Regions from separate parts of the Homo sapiens genome. Here region 2 is linked to region 1. A link is an interaction called in ENCODE POLR2A ChIA-PET data of the cell type or tissue named here. Cell type or tissue: A673. All regions are shown on one strand. Each heading gives the region's core, and the rest is flanking DNA. Links, peaks and the distances in the headings are about the cores only. Region 1 overlaps SHANK2 (SH3 and multiple ankyrin repeat domains 2). Region 2 overlaps SHANK2 (SH3 and multiple ankyrin repeat domains 2).

The links. Peaks named below come from ENCODE experiments on the same cell type or tissue, not always from the same donor. Only the 100,000 strongest peaks of a DNase experiment are listed, where the experiment ranks them.
Region 2: POLR2A ChIA-PET joins it to region 1 with 7 read pairs; 2 of 35 experiments call an interaction of 5 or more read pairs at or near these places.

Annotation. Positions count from the first base shown.
Region 1 is chr11:70,754,530-70,757,437 of GRCh38, reverse strand. All of the region lies in intron 14 of SHANK2 (SH3 and multiple ankyrin repeat domains 2), which reads left to right. Among named protein-coding and RNA genes, the nearest start is that of SHANK2-AS3, 110 kb to the left of the region's middle. RefSeq lists an enhancer at 1,443-1,492. In A673, for the core only: a CTCF peak has its summit at 1,720 (motif pointing right); a DNase peak (open chromatin) is centred at 1,737.
Region 2 is chr11:70,825,226-70,828,133 of GRCh38, reverse strand. All of the region lies in intron 11 of SHANK2 (SH3 and multiple ankyrin repeat domains 2), which reads left to right. Among named protein-coding and RNA genes, the nearest start is that of SHANK2-AS3, 36 kb to the left of the region's middle. In A673, for the core only: no CTCF peak of the experiment used is centred there; a DNase peak (open chromatin) is centred at 1,323; H3K27me3 peaks cover 2,500 bases.

The sequences.
Region 1 (2,908 bases), core at 311-2,810:
CATGTAGGGGACATTTCAGCTCCCAGATGCCAGCTAGGGGCCAGCCCTGCGGGCAGGACTTTCTCAGGGCAGCAGCCACAGGCCTGCTATGCTCACTCTTATCTGCATGGGTTGATATGGTTGTTATCCCTTTTTACAGATAAGGAAACCGAGGCTAGAGAGTGTAAGCCCCTTGCTCAAGGTCAGCCAGCTCATAAATGGCAAAGCTGGGTGGGATTCAAACCCAGGAGTCCAGCTCCTAACACTGCTATTAACCTTCCTGCTTCCTGTCTCTCCTGCTCAGGGCAGGGGCTCAGTAGATACTTGTCTACTAAAGGGATGCATGGAGGAATAAAAATAAGAATAGTCACATTTATTAAGCATTTGTTACCTGCCAGCCTTTGACCTTCACACGGCTCCCCTCCATAATCCTTGCCAAACGTCCAATATCATGGAAACTGCTAGTGCTCCATTTTGCAGACGGGGGCGCAAGGACCTGGGGAAGTGGAGTGGTTGGCCCAGGAGGTTTGGAGCCTGGGTCTGAGCCCAGGGTCTGCTCTATGTATCCGTTCTCTTTTGTAACATTCTGTGCTGATCTACATAAGACAAGCTGCAGATCTGTGTAAAGGTGAGCTTAGAGGACACGTTCCCAGAAAGACAAAGCAGCTTACAAAGCAAAATTCCGTATGTCAGAATATGTTCAACGCTGCGTGGCCACTGAGATGATAGGGGTGTGGGGCTGCCTGGTGCCCCAGAGTGTGCAGCCGAGGCCCTGCCCTCAGCAGCTCCAAGCCTCCCCGTCTTCCCCTGCTAGTGGCAGAAAGCAGGGTCCAGTATGATGCCATGGAACCTGCCTGGACCCCAGAGAGGGCAGCAGGGGTTGTGAGACTAGTTAGAGAGGTAGCCACAGCCCCTGCCCACACAGCTGGAGGGAAGGAGCGTGCAGGCGGCGGTGGATTCAAATGCCTGTTCTGGGAGAGGGTGTGCTCTGTGCCAGGCAGCGTGGGGGCTTCACCTGCTAACCTGGGCTCTTCTCCGGTTCACCTCCTGTCTATCCCTAGGCCCAGCACCGTGGCCAGCCCCCAGGATCAGTGAGTGCTCCTGGAACCCTTATTATCCCTGTTTCAGAAAATGTGCCTCTAAGGCTCAGAGAACCCAGGCCAGCATTTGAGCGTTTTCAGGTAAAGGATCTTTCCCATCAGAGCCTGGACATTCAGGAAGGGAGCTTTCCCTGGCTGGAGGGTGGAAGAGAGACCTCCAGCCTGGAGTCTGGAAGGTTCTCTGCCTCGCTCTGGGAACCTGCCTCTGGGGGAGCTGGGGATGTCTCCTGCACCTGCTCGCACGGGGGCTGCAGCTGTCACCCTGAACCCGCTGCGGCCAGTGAGGAAACGAGCTCAGAGCAGCAGAGCCATCTCCGCAAGATCACAGAGGCCTTTGGCCCCAGGACGTCAGTGGGGTCCGGGGCTCGGTGAAGCGGCTAAGTCATAGGCTTGGCTTTCTGCACAGGCACAGCTGGGAGGGCTGGGTATTCAAGAGCTGGGCAACGGAAAGCCATCCTGTAAGATGGAAATAAACTTGTATTTCCAACAATCGGAGGGTGATGCAAAAGTGGCCCTACGATGGCCCCAGCACTGGGAGGCCCCTCCGGAAGCCGCGGCGTTCCAGGAATCTGCTGGCGCGGTGTCTTCCCTCTTGTGGCCTGTCGCTCGCCTGGTAGGAGCGGACTCACTGCCTGGCGTCCCTGCTTGTGGCCACTAGATGGCAGCCGCGGGGTGCGGAGCCGAGGGCGGCCTCCAGGAGTGAGTCCCTTCCGCACGAGAAAGGCCGGTTGCCAGGAGAACCTGCTGGGCCTTGTCCCCAGAATCTCCACTGTGGTCCCACTGCCACCACTGCAGGCCGGGGCCGGGGCTGGGGACGTGCCTGGAAAGCCACTGGCTCTGCCCGGGTGCCCACAGGGCACCAGAGAGGCCAAGAGGTTGGACGCTCACAGGGCAGGGATGGGATGAGGGGCCGGAGTGCACCCCTGCACACAGTTTCTGCAGGAAGCCCCTGGAGGGTGGACACCCACAGGAAGAAGGCTGCCTGCGCGCTGGGCGCAGTGGCTCACACCTGTAATCCCAGCGCTTTGGGAGGCCGAGGCAGGTGGATCACCTGAGGTCAGGAGTTCGAGACCAGCCTGGCCAACATGGTGAAACCCTGTCTCTACTACAAATGCAAAAATTAGCTGAGTGTGGTGGTGGCCACCTGTAATCCCAGTTACTTGGGAGGCCAAGTCAGGAGAATCACTTGAACCTGGGAAGCAGAGGTTGCAGTGAGCCGAGGTCACGCCACTGCACTCCAGCCTGGGCAACAGAGCAAGACTTCATCTCAGAAAAAAAAAAAAAAGATTATGAACAGGGTTTTCATACATAGGAATTGTGCGGGACATTTCGAAGTACTTCTGGGATCTTGCTTTTACTAGTATCGTTACTTATTATTTTGTAATCATAGCCGTTATTATTGCTGTATTAGTATCTTCTTAGGGACCCAGGTGCCTCCCTGTAATCGATGTCTCTCTGCATCTGGGGCCGTGTTAAATCTAGATATTTGAAGCAGCACTTCCCAGCTCTTCGGTTTTGTCAGCATTTCTTGGAAACGTGCTGTCTGGAAGGTGTTCAGCATTGCCCAGACACCTGGACTTTTCATCCTTGTCCTCCCTCTCCTGCCACTGAGGCCCCGCCACTAACTCTTATGGGTCCATGGTATTCAAGTAATGTCAGAGACCATGGGGGCCAGAAAGCTCTTTATTTCCACCTCCTCCTACCGCTGCCTTTGCCAGGCTACTCAGAACCCAAATGTGGAAGGCATGGGCCACAAGTTCCAGGCTGGGCTCTGCTCGAGCTCACCGGGGGGAGGCTGTCACCTATGTAGAATTTCCTCAAAGGCTTTT
Region 2 (2,908 bases), core at 163-2,662, 71 kb before region 1:
GTTTTTAAATTATTTTTCATGGAAACGGGGTCTCACTGTGTTGCCCAGGCTGGTCTCAAATTCCTGGGCTCAAGCAATTCAACCGCCTCCACCTTCCGAAGCACTGGGATTACAGGCGTGAGCCACCGCACCCGGCCAAGAGATGCTGTTCGGGTGCTCAGCTGATATAGGGCGTACACTCAGTGATTCTGTGGCAGTCTCTGCTCTCCCTAAAGCCAGAGGCCCTCACCGAGGCATGCCGCAGTCCCGTCCCTGGTACGCCTTCAGGGAAAGGCTCCTGGGGGGCCCCCAGCCTTCTTGTTCTCACACCGCCATTTTTATTGACACAAAGTGTGTCAACCATATGGAATTAAACTTTAGTGCTCTGGTTGCTTTTTCCTCGTCTTGTCTCGTCTTTCTCTGGTTGTGTGTGTGTGTGTGTGTGTGTGTGTGTGTGTGTGTGTTTTAAATTTCTGAAGCAGTTCTCTTAGCAACCAGAAAAAAAAAAAAAAAAAACACACACACACACACAGCACACTAAATTACAGCCCAGCAGAGGCATCCGGCAACAGAACCTTGCCCCTGGATGCTCCACGTAGCTTCAGGAAGCTCCTTCTCCTGGTGTAGAAATAACTCACTGTCCACCTGCCACAGGGCACCAGCCTGCATCCACTTCTCTGTGTTTGCTTTATAAATCTGACTTTCTCCATGTAGGGCTTCCAAGGGGCAGCTTTCCTCTTTTCTCTTCTTCTGTTGGGTTGGAAATGCTGAGGAAATGCCTAAAGTGACCCTGAAGAGCTCGCTTTTATCAGCTGCCTGGAATCGGGGCCATCCTTGGCAGGGTCTCAGTTTAATTGTCTTTTTATCTCTCTCTTTAAAAAAAAAAAAAAAAAAGTAGGAGGGGGTGGAGTCCTGTTTTTTCCAGGGTAATTACCTCGATGGGTGGGGAGCCAGAGAAGTCATGGGCACTTGTGTCTGATTCTTTTGAACAGAAATATAGGTCGTGTTCAGAAATTCCAGAATGCTGGCCATGTCTGCCCGGGGAACGTGGGTCTGGTGTGAAGCTTATCTGGTACTTGTACGCTTCCCTCCCCCTTGTCTGTCTTACCACATCTGCTAGCTGACAAACAAACTTGGCTTTTTCTTTAAAAAAATTTTTTTTTAAAAAAATAGAAAAGCACAGTGCAGTATATTTAGGCACAGGCGCATGGAGCGCCCAGCACCAGCCCGAGTTTCCTTGGATAACTGGGGCTCGAGCTCACTCATGCCTCCCGGCGTCTCCCAGCTGCCAGCTCGAGGACGCCTGATCCGCGTTAACCCTCCGCGGTGCCTCTTCCTCAATGCCCTGAGCACAAAAGCAGAGTAGCCCGGCTCACATGACGCGCGCCGCGAGAGGTAGCCGGGTTTGAGAGCAGCCCGTCTACGTGCAGTTGGTTCCCAGCTGACAGACAGAATATGGGGTGGGCTTTGTCACCAGCACGCTGGGTCTGGCATGCCCAGCTATGCTCGGAAGTGCACCGTGCCCAGACACCCGCCACCTCTCCCCGGGTCCCAGCTGCTCTAGCACCGAGGGGCCGGGCTGCACGCCTGTCCTTCCTCCCATCCAGGAAGGTTATATAATGAGCGGACCGCTGCCAAAGTCAGAGGGAAAATGAAGTCTTTGTTAAATGCCTTCACCAAGAAGGAAGGTAAGGAAAAAGCTGTCGGGAGCCGGGTGCATGGGAATTAGCAGCTGCTTGCTGATTCTCGGGGTGGGGGAGAGGGAGGACTCCAGTTCCTCCTAAAATTGCCAGTTGTTAATCCCTAGCATGTCAGGGGATAATGACTTTGGTTTGGGATACGGTTTGGTTTGAGTTGGTCCGGAATATAACGCGGTGGAAGGTCTCGCCTTATCGTGTGCTGCTTTCAAACCTTCAGCCCTTGTGGAACTCCATTCCGGAATGGCCATCCGTGGGGACCGTGCCACGGAGTGTGTTAGGAACTAAGTCCTAGGGAAAATAAAGGAAGTTTTGACTATAGTCCTCAGTGACCAGAGGGCTGCTAGGCACTGGCCGAGGCAGGTCGGGGCACATGGCTGGCTGCACCAAATGGGTGGCTACCTTCCGAGCTGCTCCCGGCTCTCCCATCCCGGGGTTGCAGTTACATGGAATGGATGGGAAGGGAGCGTGGCCAACTTTAAAAGTGCACACTCTGTTTGTCATACCTTGTGTAATTTTTATTGTGGGGAAAAAAATGTATAAATAAATGCATGTAAGCCAGCTAAGAAAATATCCACCTATTTAGAGTGCAGATTGCCTAAAAGAAGGAAACAGTTGGGTGGAATATTAATCATTTTCAGACAGAAAACAGTTATTTTTAACCCTTTTCACAAAAAAAAATCATCATTTCCATGGATGGTTCCAGTTAGAGAGTTTTGTCAGAGAGCTCTCATTTTAGGAAATCAGATATCATAAAAAGGTATGACTTTAGAGAAATGAGGAAGGTACTTCCCAGCCCCAGCTCGTTGCAAAATAAACACCAAAGAAATTTCAGTACTCAGGAAACTAATTTAATATGAATCTTGGTAATTACGCGAGGTAATTTTCATTAAAATGTTCACACTGATGTCACCGGTGAGATTTCATTTGAGTAACTTGCGTGGTCTACAGAGTAAAAATGTATTTGAAAATGTCCCAGCTCTTTTATTCCTTAATCCTCCAAGGGTGGCCTCCCCATGTGAATTCTTCCCCCCTCTAAGTCCATACTCTTCTGACAGAGTCTTAGGAATGTATATAAATAACAACCTTTGTCTGTGCCCATTTTCTGACATTATTCACCAAAATTCACCTTCTGGGGTTTCAATTTTTATAATCCATGAACAGCATGAAAATTTCAGTTGGGGGTTTTGGTGTTAGGTTAATTCTGTATCTGTTCTGTTCTTTTATAGACT